2 separate regions of the Homo sapiens genome follow, and region 2 is linked to region 1. A link is an interaction called in ENCODE POLR2A ChIA-PET data of the cell type or tissue named here. Cell type or tissue: Caco-2. All regions are shown on one strand. Each heading gives the region's core, and the rest is flanking DNA. Links, peaks and the distances in the headings are about the cores only. Region 1 overlaps IQGAP2 (IQ motif containing GTPase activating protein 2). Region 2 has its middle 12 kb from the start of F2RL1.

Evidence for each region. ChIA-PET counts read pairs that join two places held together with the same protein. Peaks named below come from ENCODE experiments on the same cell type or tissue, not always from the same donor. Only the 100,000 strongest peaks of a DNase experiment are listed, where the experiment ranks them.
Region 2: POLR2A ChIA-PET joins it to region 1 with 14 read pairs; 2 of 35 experiments call an interaction of 5 or more read pairs at or near these places.

The regions. Positions count from the first base shown.
Region 1 is chr5:76,457,491-76,465,823 of GRCh38, forward strand. IQGAP2 (IQ motif containing GTPase activating protein 2) reads left to right here. Exons shown (of 36, transcript NM_006633.5): 2 at 4,080-4,179. Among named protein-coding and RNA genes, the nearest start is that of IQGAP2, 58 kb to the left of the region's middle. In Caco-2, for the core only: no CTCF peak of the experiment used is centred there; a DNase peak (open chromatin) is centred at 664.
Region 2 is chr5:76,802,378-76,810,710 of GRCh38, forward strand. No RefSeq gene overlaps it. Among named protein-coding and RNA genes, the nearest start is that of F2RL1, 12 kb to the right of the region's middle. RefSeq lists enhancers at 1,358-2,557, 3,161-3,744, 3,745-4,326, 5,491-6,074. In Caco-2, for the core only: no CTCF peak of the experiment used is centred there; DNase peaks (open chromatin) are centred at 2,084, 3,774 and 5,863; H3K4me3 peaks cover 216 bases.

The DNA.
Region 1 (8,333 bases), core at 207-8,206:
ATCACTTTGTGTTCCATCTCCATAATAAACTGGCACCAAGCAGCCACTCAAATGTTTGTTGAACAAATGAGTGAATTTTAATACAAAGTGTATGGTGGCCTTGGTGTCTCTGTGTGAAGGTAGCAGGTAGAGAATAGGGGAAATTAAACAGCGACCATGTCAACTCCTTATTGAATTAGGTAGATTTTGGGCTATTTTTACATTGGATTTTGTACGTGTTCTTTGGGAAATGGACTCCTAAAGGACCCTTTCATTTCTAATTTATACTTCTATTTCAAAATACTCTCTAACAACTTGCTTTCATTCTGCTCCTTGAATCTGTGAATAAGCCTTATTGTGTAATTTTCATAGAATGCAATTGCTTTGAACTGTCATCTGATGCTGCAAGTGGTATTTTGTGAGTTGCTAATACATCAGAAAGCTGTGTTCTTCACAATGTCCTCATGTTTTTTGTGGTTCACGGCAGCAAGTAAAGATGAACTGTGGAGGTTGCAGTTAATCAAGTTACTTTAAAATGAAAAGAATTTTGAAGCCACTTAAATGACCTGCTTCTTGGGCTTGGCAGTGACAAGTCCCTTCCTGGGCCCACTTAGATTTAACAGCAGGAGGTACTGGGCAAAGAATAAGGGCTGCAATGTTGACAGACCTTAGTTCCGGCCCTGGCTTTACCATTGACCCAGCAAATAGCTGTGGGCAGTCCCTTTCCCTTGCTTGACTTTGGTTTCCTCATTTATAGGAAAGAGATAATGCCTATCTCTGAGGGTGATCATGAGAACCACAGAACCACACAGTAACATATGGAAACGTCCTTTATAGGCAGTAAAGCCACATCTTAAGTGAATTATTTTATTAGCTCCATGATGGATCTTTAAATGACAGTGTTATTATCCATGCCAGTGGTTCTTATCAAAAGCCACTACTTAGTAAATATTGAGTAATGCAGAAATATTTGCAGGCAGTCTCTGTGGCCCAGAAGGACTTGCTTTTGCTGTTAAGATTTTCTCAAATTCCCTAACCTTCCTAGACTTACAATTTGACAGTAGATTATGAAAGGTGTTCTCTCCCATTCAAGGAAGGTGAGGCCAAAGTGTGTGTAGTTAGAAAGTCAGTGGGCCAGGCAGAAGGTCAGAAGGCAAGGAATGGGTATGTACAAGGAAGTCCCATGAGGGTACACATTTTTTATACTTATTACCCTGTGTCTGGTGCTTTGACTCACATGTGGCACATAGAACCTACGAATTGAACATTAGTTGAGTAAAGTCCACAGAATGGTGCTATCTTTGCTCCATTAATGATCATACTCTTATTGAGTGTAAATAAATAAAATTACCTCACAGAGATATTTTGGAGCCCTTTGGGAGCCTTTCCCGATAAGATATTTTATTTTTTCATCATATATTTTTACAGAGCATGCAGCCTGTGCAGGGAGGTGTGCTGGGCACCATGAGGACACAAATACGTCTTCTAGGAGTTTACTGTTAACCAAAGCAGGATAGGAGGGCATTTTGAGCTGAGACAATCAGGAAGACTTTGGGAAGAAAAGTGCCCACTGGGTCAAGCCTGGAAGATAGGTAGGATCCCACTAGATGGGGTCAATATGTTGCAATTGCAATTTAAAGCTTTGTGGGTGTGTATTTTAATTCACACATTAAGTAAAATCTCTTATTTGGACAGGATGATAACAGAGTTTGGGAGCCCCTCAGCAGCTGTCCTGGGCTGGTACAATATTGCATGGTTTGTGGAGGCAGTTGTGGGCAGAGGCCGAGGGACGGGGTTCTGCTGGGGCTTCTGTCTTCTGCTGGGGGGTTAGTTGAGGCCGGAAGGGTGCAGCAGCATAGGAAAGATGGGGAGAGCACCGCCTTTTTAATGTGACTCCAGTGCCCACTCTTCCAAGTTGGGGATGGTGTGACAAGCACATGGGCTCCCACTAGGAGTTTTATTTTGGATCCAAACCTTACTGTTTCTGAAGTACTTACTATAAAATGAAAATATCCTGTCAGAAATGGGAAAGTCTTTAAGCTGAAATTAAAAAGAGAAACTGGAAATCATGAGGTATCTTGGGGATTAACTGTTCAGAACAGTAGAGATGGAGGATTAGGTGATGGTATGTGAGTGTGGCAGGTATCATTTAAGAAAACACAGGGAAAGAAATATAACTTTTTTTTTGAGACAGAGTCTCATACTGTCACCTAGGCTGGAGTGCAGTGGTGCCATCTCAGCTCACTGCAACCTCCGCCTCCTGGGTTGAAGCGATTCTCCTGCCTGAGCCTCCTGAGTAGCTGGGATTACAGCTGGGATTACCACCGCGCCTGGCTAATTTTTGTATTTTTAGTAGAGATGGGATTTCACCATGTTGCCCAGGCTAGTCTGGAACTCCTGACTCAGTAATCTGCCTGCCTCGACCTCCCAAAGTGCTGGGATTACAGGCGTGAGCCACCGTGCCTGGCCTAAAAATTATAATTTTTAAAGTCTATTCATTATGGAGTAATGATGAGCTCACTTAGTGAGGATTCACTGGAAGGTAGTTTTTCTGTACGCGCAGAGTGCTATCTATGTGCAAGGAGCCCTGACAAATTGGCAGGAGACATGAAGATGATCAAAAGCTTCCTCTAAGGATCCCCTAGTTTGGAGAGACAGACAGACTGATTTACAGTGGGGGGCTTTTCTGATGAGTGATGTAATAAAAATGTGAACTAAAGTGCCAAGGAGAGCCAATGGATTTAGATTCAGAGATCCATGGAATTTTGCCTGAGATGATGTGAAAGGCACCACCTGCAGAAGGTGGGAGAATGGCTTTCCAGGCAGAGAGAAGGGTGGAGCAGAAGCACTCAGCGTTGGAGGGAGTGGTGTGGTCCTGGAACACGGTGCTGCCTGGGAGCTCTGGCTAAAGTGTGGGCTTCCTGGATGTGGGGAGATGCAAAGTGCTCTAGAACTTGTTCTGTAGGAAATAGGGGAGCCATCAAAAGTTTTGAGAGGGGAAGTAATAAGGAAGACGCTTCTGTTGGCCATGGGGAGAATGAGTGGAAAAGGGGTAGTGGCTGAGTGACTAGACCTGTTCTGAGAGTTTTATGGGAGAGACATTAAGACCTGGACTCTCGCAATGGAGGTGCAGAGGAAGATTGAGAGCTTCTGTACTTTTCTGAAATGTGAGAGCTCAGTTTTAAAGTTTAGATTGGACTGAGTTTATTAAAGAAAAAGAAAATGTTTTTGACACATGTCAATCTTTGTTGACACCCGTTGGTATCAATGCTGTGGGGTGAGGTCTCCATGTTCAAGGAATGGAGCCACAATGGAAAATTGGGAGTGGTAGGAAGGGGGATGGGACAAGGATGAGGACATCCATGGAAGCTCCTGCCCGTTTGCACACTGCTTTTTTTTTTTTTTTTTTTTTTTCCCTGAGACTGAGTCTAACTCTATCGCCCAGGGTGGAGTACAGTGGCACAATCTTGGCTCACTGCAACCTCCACCTCCCAGGTTCAAGTGATTCTCCTGATTCTCTTGCCTCAGCCTCCCAAGTAGCTGGGACTACAGGTGCCCCCCACCACACCTGGCTAATTTTTTGTATTTTTAGTAGAGATGGGGTTTCACCGTGTTAGCCAGGATGGTCTGGATCTCCTGACCTTGTGATCCGCCCACCTCAGCCTTCCAAAGTGCTGGGATTACAGGCGTGAGCCGCCGCACCTGGCCTTGATTCACTTGTTAGAAATAATACTGTAAAAATAAAAAAACTAGCCAAGTGTGGTGGCGTGTGCCTGTAGTCCCAGCTACTTGGGAGGCTGAGGTGAGAAGATTGCTTGAGCCCAGGAGGCTGAGGTTGCAGTAAGTCATGATGGCACCACTGCACTCCAGCCTGGGTGACAGTGCCAGTTCCTGTCTCAAAAAAAAAAAAAATAAAAATAAAGGAAAAGAAATGATATTGTAAAATCCAAAGGCAAATTTCTCTCTCTGCCTGGTGTTTCAATACTCCTGTCTCTGAATGTTAAATGTTCAGCTGCATATGATTTTTTTCTGATTGATTGTCTCAGGTGTTTAATGAAGACTGCCTTTGTAAATCACATGTTGTTATCCTCTATTTCTAGCTATTGTGGACGATGAAAGGCTCTCTGCAGAGGAGATGGATGAGAGGAGGCGGCAGAACATTGCTTATGAATATCTGTGCCACTTAGAGGAAGCCAAAAGGTAAGATCCAGACTTAGTCTATTTGTGCACCATCTCTTGGAGATAAGCTTTGTGATAAGGGCGTGGGATTTGATGACCAGAGGGTTCTGAAATGGGCCAGCAATTCTAAAGAGTTGTCGTAGTTGGAGATGGCCAGGGAGAGATTCTTGCCTGCACTCAGTGATTTAGATTTGGCCAAACCTCCCATGCCAGGAGGCCAGTGGGCTAGGGGATGACCCCTCCACACTCTGCTCCACTCCTGAGTCACAGCTGGGTGCACATCACACTCCTGTGCATATGCTACATAGTTCTAATAACTCATTTGCAGTCTTGTTGGCAGCAGGATAATGGGAGAAGAAGCATCTATTTCTTGCAAATGGTTGGGCAGAGTTGAGAAAAAGTTGATGCCACAGCCAAAGTTGAGGCACTAGGAGGAAGGCAACTATTCATTTCCCTGCCTCGGAGCCTCCCAGGAAATCACGGGGCCAACTGCAGATTGTTTCAAATTCTTCATCTCACTGGCTTGGATGTAGAGGAGCAACAATGACTTAAATCAACTTCCTTTTTCCGCAGAGCTTCCTTGGGTCTTTTCCCCACTCGCAGCCCAATGATGATAAATGCCCAGCAGGACAGTGGCATATCAGACTGAAGTCCATCAGTCCCTAAGTAGGTTTATGACAGCAATCTCCTCTTTAAACCGTGGGTGTGTGGCCACTTAGGGTATATTGTCTCTAAAATCACATTGACTCTTTTAGGCTTTTTAGATTAAATAAATGTTGCGTTCTCCAAGGAGAAAGTGAAGATAAAGAGTCCTAAGTGCAAATACTTTCCTCATGAGAGGAATTGAGAGAACTTTATCCTTTGTGGGGTGAATACTACAGAGTTCATATACCATGAGTTAGAGTTTGATTGAATGCTTTATGCCAGGGTGGAGCGACAGTATTGTTCCCTGGACAAAGATATGTTCCAGCCCTCTTAGCTATATAGAAATAAATACTTGGTTAAATGGTCACTGGTGTTAATTATCTCTGATCACTGATGAATGGCTATCTACAGAACTAGAATGATGAGGTTTTTAATCAGTATTTTGGTGACACATGCCCTAATTTGACATCAAAATTGCTTTCAAGGGGTTTCTCAGAGTTGTTTAATATTTTAGTAGTGTCACGTAACTTTCTTTAGGCTCTAAAAACCAAGTTTTAAAGATTGTTTAACATGTCTGTGAAGTCTACAGTTAGGTTGCAGGATGCTAGCGATTCACTATCAGTCTAAGATCATTAAAAACATGCTTTTAGTCAAGTTGTCGCAAAAAAGTTAGATAAGGAGATTGATTCATAGGCATTAGAAAGAAGTGGTCCCAACCACTCCTGAGGCTAAGGTGGGAGGATCACTTGAGCCTGGGAGGTGGAGGCTGCAGTGAGCTGAGATCGGGCTGCTGCACTCCAGCCTGGGTGGCAGAGTGAGACGCTGTCTTTAAAAAAAAAAAAAAAAAAAAGGAAAAGAAAGAAAGAAAAAGAAAAGAAAAAATATACTTTCAGTGAATAAGTTCAAGGAGATAGTAGAAAAACTTACTTTTCTATTGATACTCACTTTACATTTTGTTTTTGCCTCCTGTTTTTAACAAGTGGGAAGGGGTGTCATGTAGAGGAAAATGATATGTGATTGGGAGTTGGTTTGCCTAACTTCCTGGTCCCAGCTCCACCACTTACACAAGCAGCTTGACCTTCCACAGACCATTTTACCTGTGGGAAGTTCAATTTGTCCCCTCTGTAAATGAGACAATCAAGATGATGTTACTTATTGCCCTACTTATTCATGGATTCAAGGATTTTTAAAAAATCATTTAAAGAAGGTGAAAGTATTCTGTAAGCTATAGTGCCAGTCAGGTTTATGGTGATAACATAAGCAAAGTTTTCTCCTCAGTATATTGAAATGGTATAAATGTAGCTTGAAAGCTTGTCATCTTCTCTAGTATTTTTGAAATTCTGTAGTTGAATTTTGTTTCAGAAAGTCAGCATAATGATTATTTCAGATTCTTTGAGGAAAACTTTCCTTGGAATAGTTTCATGAAAATAATTATCAAAATGTACAATTTTTCCTCTAAGATGGCTTTTCATAAATTTATTTGATGAGTATATTAGATGTAGTATATATTTATGAATCTTTTATTAAGACACAAATACTTTTTTTCTTTTTTCTTTTTCTTTTTTTTTTTCTGAGATGGAGTCTCACTCTGTCGCCCAGGCTAGACTGCAGTGGCGGGATCTCAGCTCACTGCAACCTCTGCCTCCTGGGTTCAAGTGATTCTCCTGCCTCAGCCTCCCAAGCAGCTGAGATTACAGGCGCTCACCACTACACCTGGCTAATTTTTGTATTTTTAGTAGAGATGGAGTTTCACCATGTTAGCCAGGCTGGTCTCGAACTCCTGACCTCAAGTGATCCGCCCACCTCGGCTCCCAAAGTGCTGGGATGACAGGCGTGAGCCACTCACTGTACTCGGCCAAGACACAAATACTTTGAAAGAAGCTGATTTTTGGTCATGGATTATATAAAAATTTGTGGCTACTACTAGACATATAGTTGTGCTGATTTAAGAAAGCATAGTGCACAGAAAACTCATGGTCTTGAATGCAAGAAATACAGGAAAGGGTGAATTTGTCTTTCTTGAAAAGATGAGAGGATTTATTGCATGATTCTTTTAAAGTATTAGTACCTTTGGAATTTGTGATATTGGGTTTATTATAATGCACATATGTGTGTTCACATGAATGGAGTTGACTTAGAATATTGAGTTTCTACTAAATTGTATGCTTGTACTGTATATATTCATCTAGGAAGTGTTTCTTGTTTCTGATTTCAGTTGAAATGACTTTATTGCATTTTAATTAAAAATGTATTGGTTCTGTCTTTGCACCTGTTTTTCTTTCTGGAGGTGAGAATTGGAAGGTATCTAGTTTGTATATCCTGTAACTTAAGATTTTTACAAATTGAGAATTATAATATTCCAGTATATCTTTTATTTTGGTTTTATTAATTTCAAAATTCTATAATAAATCAGGCCATTGAAAAGTTCTTTATTCAGAGGGGACATCACTACCAACATTACAGAAATACAAAGGATTATAAAGGAATACTATGAACAATTACATGCCAATGAAAACTTAGAGGAAATTGACAAATTCCTAGAATGACAAGCTACTAAAACTGACTCAATAAGAGACTTAAACATCTGAAAAAAACTAATATAAACAGAATGAGACTTATAATAAGTGAAGAGCCTGACTTAGAAATCAGAAAACTTCCCACAAACCCAGATAACTTCACAGTAGAATTCTGCCAAATGTTTAAAGAAGAATTAAGAGCAGTCCTTGCAAACTCTTCCAAAAAATACGAAAAGAGAAAACATTTTCCAATTCATTCTTCTGAGGCCTACATTACCCTAATACCAAAACCAGATAGCCATCTCAAGAAAACTAAAGACCAATATCTCTTATGAATACAAATGCAAAAATCCTTAGCAAAATACTAGCAAATCAAATCCAGCAACATATAAAATATATTTAATACCATCAAGTGAGATTTATCCTAGGAAGCAAGCTTGGTTTAAGACCTGAAAGTCAATATCATAGACCATATTAATGGAAGAAAGGACAGAAGCCATATGATCATCTCAATATATGCAGGAGAAGCATTTGGTAAAATCCAGCCCCCTTTCTTGACTTAAAACGTTCAACAAACTAGGAATAGAAGAGAATTTCAACCTGATAAAGGACATCTATGAAAAACCTACAAGTAACACCATACTCAGTGGTGAAATACAGGAATAAGGATGTTTTTTCTTACCACTTCTGTTTAACATTGTACTGGAGATTTTAGCCAGGCAGTTAGGCAAGAAAAATAAGCAAAAGGCATCCAGGTTAGAAAGGAAGACGTGAAACTATTTCTAAGGGATGTTTTCTGGTTTATAGAAAATCCATAGGAATCTACTAAAAAACAGAACAGAAGAAAACACTAAGAAAACCCCACCACAATGAGTCCATCATGGTTGTAGGATACTAGGGGAGTGTGTAAAAATGGCATTTCTTGACACGAGCAATAAGCAATCTGAAAATGAAATTAAGAAAGCAATTCACTATATGATAGCATTAAAAACAATAAAATTCTTAGGAATAAAA
Region 2 (8,333 bases), core at 234-8,233, 340 kb after region 1:
ATGAGTGACAAATGTAATCAAAGTTTTACCTGAAGAGACCTGAAGAGAATAAAACAATAGCTTCCATATATTGAGAACTTGTGAGATGCTTCCATATATTGAGAACTTGTGGCTGAGCGCAGTGGCTCACGCCTGTAATCCCGGCACTTTGGGAGGTCCAGGCAGGCAGATCATGAGGTCAGGAGTTCAAGACCAGCCTGGCAAACATGGCGAAACCCCATCTCTACTAAAAATACAAAAATTAGCCGGGCATGGTGGTGGGTCCCTGTAATCCCAGCTACTCGGGAGGCTGAGGCAGGAGAATCACTTGAACCAGGAGGTTGAGGTTGCTGTGAGCTGAGATCACGCCATTGCCCTCCAGCCTGGGCAACAGAGCAAGACTCCGTCTCAACAAAAAAAAATTGAATTGGGGCTGGGTGTGGTGGGTCATACCTGTAATCTCAGCACTTTAGAAGGCTAAGGCAGGAGGATTGCTTCAGTCCAGGAGTTTGAGACGAGCCTGGGCAACATAGTGAGACCCCCAATCTCTACGAAAGATTAAAAATTAGACTGGATGCAGTGGCTCACACCTGTAATCTCAGCACTTTGGGGGGCCAAGGCAGGAGGATAGCTTGAGCCTAGGAGTTTGAGACCAGCCTGGGTAACATAGTGAGACCCTGTCTCTATTTAAAAAAAATTTTTTTAATTAATAAAAAATAAAATAAAAATTAGGTGGGCATGGTGGCACATGTCTGTAGTCCCAGCTACTCCAGAGGCTGAAGTAGGAGTATTCCTTGAGTCCAAGAAATCAAGACTGCAATGAATCGTGATCATGCCACTGCACTCCACCCTGGGTGACAGAGTGAGACCCTGTCTTAAAAAAAAAAAAAAGAAAAAAGAAATGGGATGGGAGAGGGATCAAGAAGGAAGTCATTATTTCATAGTTTTAGGCAATAGACAATGGAAAACCAGTAGGGGAAGAAATTGACCCTGCAGAGGAGAGGAGTGAGGCTTGCTAGAGTGATGTCCTGAAGTCATTGAGAGTGGGTGGAAGTGGGTGCACATGTAGCATGAGGCGGGCTTAGATGGGTGCACTGGCAGTTCACTCATTGTCAAAACAGGGAGGGCAGGGTACATCGTGGACACCTCTGTTGGGGGAACATGTGGACATTCTCTTCTGACCGCTTCCCATTCCTTCCTGCTTTGTCTGTATGTTGTCATGCTGCTGTTTGCATCAACTTTAAGATGCATCTTTTTCATATTTTAACGTCAACATGGTGAAACTGGAATAAATCTTAAAATCAATGGAATGTCAGGCTGGGTGTGGTGGCTCACACCTGTAATCTGAGCACTTTGGGAGGCAGAGGTGGGTGAATCACGAAGTCAGGAGATCGAGACCATCCTGGCTAACATGGTGAAACCCCGTCTCTACTAAAAATACAAAAAATTAGCCAGGCGTGGTGGCGGGCGCCTGTAGTCCCAGCTACTTGGGAGACTGAGGCAGGAGAATGGTGTGAACCTGGGAGGCGGAGCTTGCAGTGAGCCGAGATCGCACCACTGCATTCCAGCCTGGGCGGCAGAGTGAGACTCCGTCTCAAAAACAAAAAACAAAACAAAACAAAACAAAACAAAAAAATCAATGGAATGTCTAAGTGTTGGTATTTATTTCTTCCAGGTGCTACATACAATGCAGAAGGCTTTTTGTCAAAGGTAACTTGGATATAGTGAACCGTGGAATGTTGTTACTTTGGCTCCAACTAGAGCCCTCTGTTGCAGCGGGCAAAGTGGGGTCCTGCAGATGCTGTTCACTTTGACAGTTGGGAAGAGAAGCCAACATCTTTATAATAGTAACAAACTTTGGGCTAGGGCTCTCTCTTTATTACACATACATTCACCCCAAGCCTCTGCAGACAGCTCCCAGGTGTCTGGGGAGGCCAGAGAGGGGAGGCCGGCCCTCTGCCCACCAGCTCTCCCAAGAGTGTGGGACACCCTCTGCCCACTCTCACAAGAGTGTGGGAGACCAAGGACAAGGCGATACTTGGCCCACACCTGAAACTGGACAGAAACTCCTGACTCAGAGGCCAAGCCTTCGGCCAAGTCAATAAGAGCTGGGCCCCTGTGTGGTGAACACATCCTGTGTGGTGACGACAAGGAGAAGTCCAAGGGTCTGAGAATGGGAGCAGTGTCACGGCATTGCTGGTGGGGTTACTTCTCCAGCATTGTCGACTGTTAGTAGGTGTGACTTTTTACTTCTTGGATGCGTGGGAATGACTTTTTACTTCCTGGAGGCGTGAGGATGGAGCTCAGACCCTTTTCTGTGGTCTGAATCTGGGAATGGTTCGGGAGGTTCCCTTTGTCCATTTGTTCATAAGACAAATAGTTGGGTACTTACCACACGCTGTGCTAAGCACTGGATACGCAATTATAAGCAAACCCAGACCGAGCCTCTGCTCTCAGAGCTTTTATCTAGTCATGGAGATGCATTAATGAAATAATAACAGTAAAAGGTTTCTTTTTTTTTTTTTTTGAGACGGATTGTCACTCTTATTGCCCAATCTGGAGTGCAATGGCCCGATCTTGGCTCACTGCAACCTCCGCCTCCCGGGTTCAAGCGATCCTCCTGCCTCAGCCTCCCAAGTAGCTGGGACTACAGGCATGTGCCACCACGACCGGCTAATTTTGTATTCTTAGTAGAGATGGGGTTTCTCCATGTTGGTCAGGCTGGTCTCGAACTCCAGACCTCAGCTAATCTGCCCACCTCGGCCTCCCAAAGGGCTGGGATTACAGGCGTGAGCCACCACACCTGGCCACAATAATAGGTTTTAAAAACCTACTTTAATGAAACTGTGTGCCAGACCCTGTTTTAGGCACCCTACAAATATTAACTCCTGTTATTAGTATAATAATCTAAGAACTGCTAGATGCAGTGGCTCACTCCTGTAATCCCAGCACTTTGGGAGGCTGAGGCGGGTGGATTACCTGAGGTCAGGAGTTCAAGACCAGCCTGGGCAACATGGTGAAACCCCATCTCTACTAAAAATACAAAAATTAGCTGGGCGCGGTGGCATGTGCCTGTAATCCCAGTTACTTGGGAGGCTGAGGCAGGAGAATCGCTTGAGCCTGGGAGGTGGAGGTTGCAGTTAACCAAGATTATGCCATTGCACTCCAGCCTGGGTGACAGAGCAAGACTCTGTCTCAAAATAAAGAAAAAAAAAAAAAAACCTAAGAACTAGGTATGATTAATATCAACCCTGATTTACAGATAAAAAAAACTGAGGCACAGAGAGGCAAATTTGCCCAAGGTCACACAGCTCATAAACAATGGAGTTGAGATTCCAACCCAAGCAGTTTTGCCCAGGAGTCCCAGCTCTTAGCCAGTGTGGCTAAGTTGCCTTTGTTATTCTGTCCAACTCAGTTATTCTGATATAAAACTCCCTTTGAGGATGGAAATGACTGTCAATGGAAAAAAAAAACAACAAAAGCTTTTAAAGATTTAAAGTTAGTTTTATTCAGAAGTCTTACTGAGGGCTATAGACCAAGGCCTGTAGCCCAGGAGCAGTTCTATGAGACTGCTGGGGCACAGTATCTCAGCCCATGGCCCATATACAGGCGGTGGGGGTTCAATATGTTCAAAGTCACATGAGACTTGCTCAGAAGTTGCATTCAAGCAGAATCACATTGACGTTTCGGTGTAAGAGCACAACTGGTTATAGATTACAGAGGCATCATCACTGACCTTGTCAGAGGTTATCTTATGTGTAGGCAAAGACAAACACTGCGGTCATTTATCTTTTAAGGAATATAGTGACTCAGGCAAGAGATGTCCTGTTTTGTCTTCTAAGCATCTTTCCAGAGAGCTGTGTGTAGACACAGAGTCAGGAGCTTCGAGAAATTAAGCAAGCAGAAATGAGCAAACATGACTTCTTAACATTTGCTACTTTGTCTCATATGACTCACCAAGGAAGAAGGGATTTTAGCATCTGACAAGCCAGCTGTAGCTTTGAAGACTGTTTAGGGAGCCTGCTGGGCACTGAGTAATAAGCAATTTGCATCGCACTTCTGTAGTATCTTGCATCTTGGTTTCTCTTCCCATCCTCCTCTTCATAGCTCCCTCCTCTTTTGGCTCATCCACCGCTAACTTAGTCTTTGATGCTTTTACTTTGACCCCCAGGACTTTCCTGTTGGAGTGAGCAGGTCGGTTTTCTTTGAGCTGTGCAGCAGCAGTCTCCTTGGCTAAACTCAATCCAGCACAGGACCACTCCCAAGAAAGGAGCTGCTCAATATGGGCAGAGAGGTGGGGAGTGATGGGGGGTAGAGACTGAAAATCAGATGTTAAGAATAGAAGCAGGCCGGGTGCGGTGGCTCAAGCCTGTAATCCCAGCACTTTGGGAGGCCGAGGCGGGCGGATCACGAGGTCGGGAGATCGAGATCATCCTGGCTAACACGGCGAAACCCCGTCTCTACTAAAAATACAAAAAAATTAGCCGGGCGTGGTGGCGGGCGCCTGTAGTCCCAGCTACTCTGGAGGCTGAGGCAGGAGAATGGCGTGAACCCGGGAGGCGGAGCTTGCAGTGAGCCGAGATCGCACCACTGCACTTCAGCCTGGGCGATAGAGCAAGGCTCTGTCTCAAAAAAAAAAAAAAAAAAAAAAAAAAAAAAAAAAAAAAAAAGGAAAAGAAAAGAATAGAAGCATTAGCTGGGTGTTGTGGTGCATACCTCAAGGTTGAGGTGGGGGATTCACTTGAGTCCAGGATTTTGAGGCTGCAGTGGACTATAACATGCCACTATACTCTATTAAAAATAAAAAATAACAATTAAAAAAAAAAAGAATAGGAGTAGCTCTAGACCAAGGTTGTGTATCCTGGCCAATGAAATAGAGTCTTTACACAACCTGTCTTTTCCACAGGCTAAGTTCAGTGGGCCCCGAGCTATTCAAAACTCAACACTTTTGCAATAAAAATAAAAGTTCCTTTAGTACCTTCCACGTTACCAAGCCCATTTAGAGTTCTGATCTCCTTTGGCTTCAACAACAACCCTGGGAGGTATTCCTGGGAGAACACAGAGGTCTCCCAGTCTTCAAAGCTACACACTTCACTTGTCAGACACTAAAATTCCTCACTCTTTGGTGAGTCATTTGCATTTCTAAAGTGAGTTTCCTTTCAGAATAGCTGGGCTGAAATGTGGTTGTAAGTGACTGGGCATTAGAGCTGGCAGAACACAACAGAGACTGTATGCACTTTCAACTCCAGACTCTTCCACGACCTCTTTCTACCTCTCAGACGAGGTAGTGCCTGGCTGCAATTTTTCAAGAACCAAAACTTGAATGACTGCCATCATTAGGCTCTAAAGTCAAAAATTGGCCTGAATTCTCCCCCCAAAGAAATAAGCACCTAATATTTTTCTTCGTATGCTGAAAATTCAGGGAAGCTCTGATAACACAACCATTTAGCGTTACATGCAAGAAATGCTTCCACTTAAGGTCAAGAGTTTGGCATCTGCTTCCTGAAGCCCCTTCTGAATCATGTTATTTCTAACAAGAAGATATGAATTGTCTATATTTCATAAGATATAGTGAAGATTAAGTGAGAGTTGTTAGTCCATTCATTGTGTTCCCCATACCTGTTAAAATTTTTTCCTTCCAAAATTATTATGCTCTCTGTATTAGACCAATTATAGAAGCAGCTGAGGACTTGAGAAGTATTGTAAATAGAACAAATTTTGGCTTTAGCTGGGAAAGGAACAGAGATTCAGTCCCTTCTTATTGAGTCCAGAATTGGTGGTGGATCTGGATTCAGGAAATCAGGCAGATGTTGGAGCCATTTCACTCCCTGCCCCCACCCCTGGCCCAGCATACACAGCAAAGCTCCAAAGACCCAGGGTGCGTTCTGCAGGCAGTTCCTTCATATGCTAATGAACAGTTACAAAAGCTGAACAGCAGGACCAAACTGGTTTCTGTGGGCCCAAGCAGCTGGGAATTACTGCCCTACCCTTCTTCCCAGAGATTTCACAGACCCTCCTTCTTCCACATTCCCACCAGCTGTCCTTAAATTGCCAGGAACCCACCTGTTTTAACTCATCTCTCTCGGCCTGTGTGGCCCTCAGTTATCTTTCTTATCATATCCCGACACTCTGAGTTCTACAAGCCCCTCTGCCTCTGCTTCCTCTCCTTACCACCCCTTCTCACAGGCCTTTGTCTTTCCTTCAGGTGCCCCAGGGATTCCAGGCAAACAACAGCGTCTGACCAGCCCCATCAGTACTAAGCACTCTTGAGGGGGTCCCAGTGGCAGAGCCCATAGCCCGTTAGCCTTTTGAATATTCACAATGTTCTTAGAAGGCAGGTAACATATCCCCATTTTATAAGAGAAAACAGGGCCAGGCGCGGTGGTTCATGGCTGTAATCCTAGCGCTTTGGGAGGCCGAGGCAGGTGGATTGCCTGAGCTCAGGAGTTCGAGACCAGCCTGGGCAATATGGTGAAACCCCATCTCTACTAAAAAAAAGAAAAAAAAATTATCCGGGCGTCGTGGTGCATGCCTGTAATCCTGGCTACTAAGGAGGCTGAGGCAGGAGAATCGCTTGAACCCAGGAGGCAGAGGTTGCAGTGAGCCGAGATCACGCCATTGCACTCCAGCGTGGGTGACAGAGTGAGACTCTGTCTCAAAAACAAAAAACAAAAAAAAAAGAAAAAACAGGCACCCAAAGAAATGAAGTAACTTAATCAGGATCATAAGTGACAAGAGCCAGCATTCAATCCAGTCGGACGCTGCCCAAGCCCTTCCTCCTAATCACAACAACTACCTTCTAGAGGCAGGAGACATTTCTAATTGGTGGAGGGATGAGGCAACTCTGAAGTCTGAAGGAAAACAGCATCCGTGAGAGAACCAAGATGCAGAACCAGTTGGTGGAATCCACAGATCTGGCCCTGCTGGGTCACAGGTTCTCACCCTAGTTTCCCTCCCTGCCTAAATCTTGCTGAGGCTTGTCCTTGATGCTAACTACATGTAGCTTTCACACGCAGGATTGAGAGCATGCACTGGTCTCAATTCCTCCTTTGACATCCATGCCTGGTTTTCGTAGGTGCATCTGTCTCACGTACCTGGAGTCATTGTGTTAAACTCTAAGATCCTGGGCTTTTAGGAAGTGGCTCTGATCTTTGTCTCTCTCACCCTGATGTTTTATGAGGATGATGGCCTAACAGGGTCCTGCCAGGTTGCAGAGGGAAGACCTTTAAACAAGATGACTTGTTTAAATACTATATGGTTGGCCGGGCGCAGTGGCTCACGCCTGTAATCCCAGCACTTTGGGAGGGCGGGTGGATCACTTGAGGTCAGGAGTTCAAGACCAGCCTGGCCAACATGGTGAAACTCTGTCTCTACTAAAAATACAAAGCCCCTGTGGTCCCAGCTAGTTGGGAGGCTGAGGCACAAGAATTGCTTGAACCTGGGAGGTGGAGGTTGCAGTGAGCTGAGATCACACCACTGTACTCCAGCCTGAGCAACAGAGCAAGACCCTGTCTCAAAAAAAATAAAAAATAAAAAAAACAATATGGTATATTTAAGATTGGCTATTATAATATGCTCTTCACTGTGGTTAGTAACAGCAATAATAATAATCACCTGCATTTGTGTCATGCTTTTATGGTTTCCAAAGAACTTTTATGCACATTTTCTTTTTTTAATTTTCATTATATTTTTAATTCTGTAATAGATACTAAGTCTCAGACTATTTCTTCTTCATTTAATTTAGCAATAACTTAATCAGACTAGGAAGAAATATTTCAAGGGATAGGTGGATTTGCTTAATAAAAAATTATGTTTATTTTAAAAGCTCTCAGTGATTATTATCAAACCGTACAGTAGTCCGAGACTGCAGAAACAAATGTATGCGTCACAATATGTTTATCTCTGTGTTACCAAAACAATAAAAACATGAAATAATCTGGATATTTTACAAGAGTAAATTAAAATCTATTGAGAAGATGAAATATTCTGCTGCAATTGAAAATGGTGCTATGGAAGAATAAGCATTTGGGGAAATGTTCACTTTGTTGTTGAGTGGGGAAAACCAAGTCACAAAAAAGGAATGCAAATATCAATCTGATTTTTTATTATTTGTTTATGTTGGGATAAAGTCTCGCTCTGTTGCCCAGGCTGGAGTAAAGTGGTGTGATCACAGCTCACTACAGCCTTGAGCTCCTGGGCTCAAGTGATCTTCCCACCTCAGCCTCTTGAGTAGCTGGGATTACAGGCGCGTGCCGCCACTCCGGCTAAGTTTTGTATTTTTAGTAGAGACAAGGTTTCATCGTGTTGGTCAGGCTGGCCTTGAACTCCTAACCTGGTGATACGCCAGCCTCGGC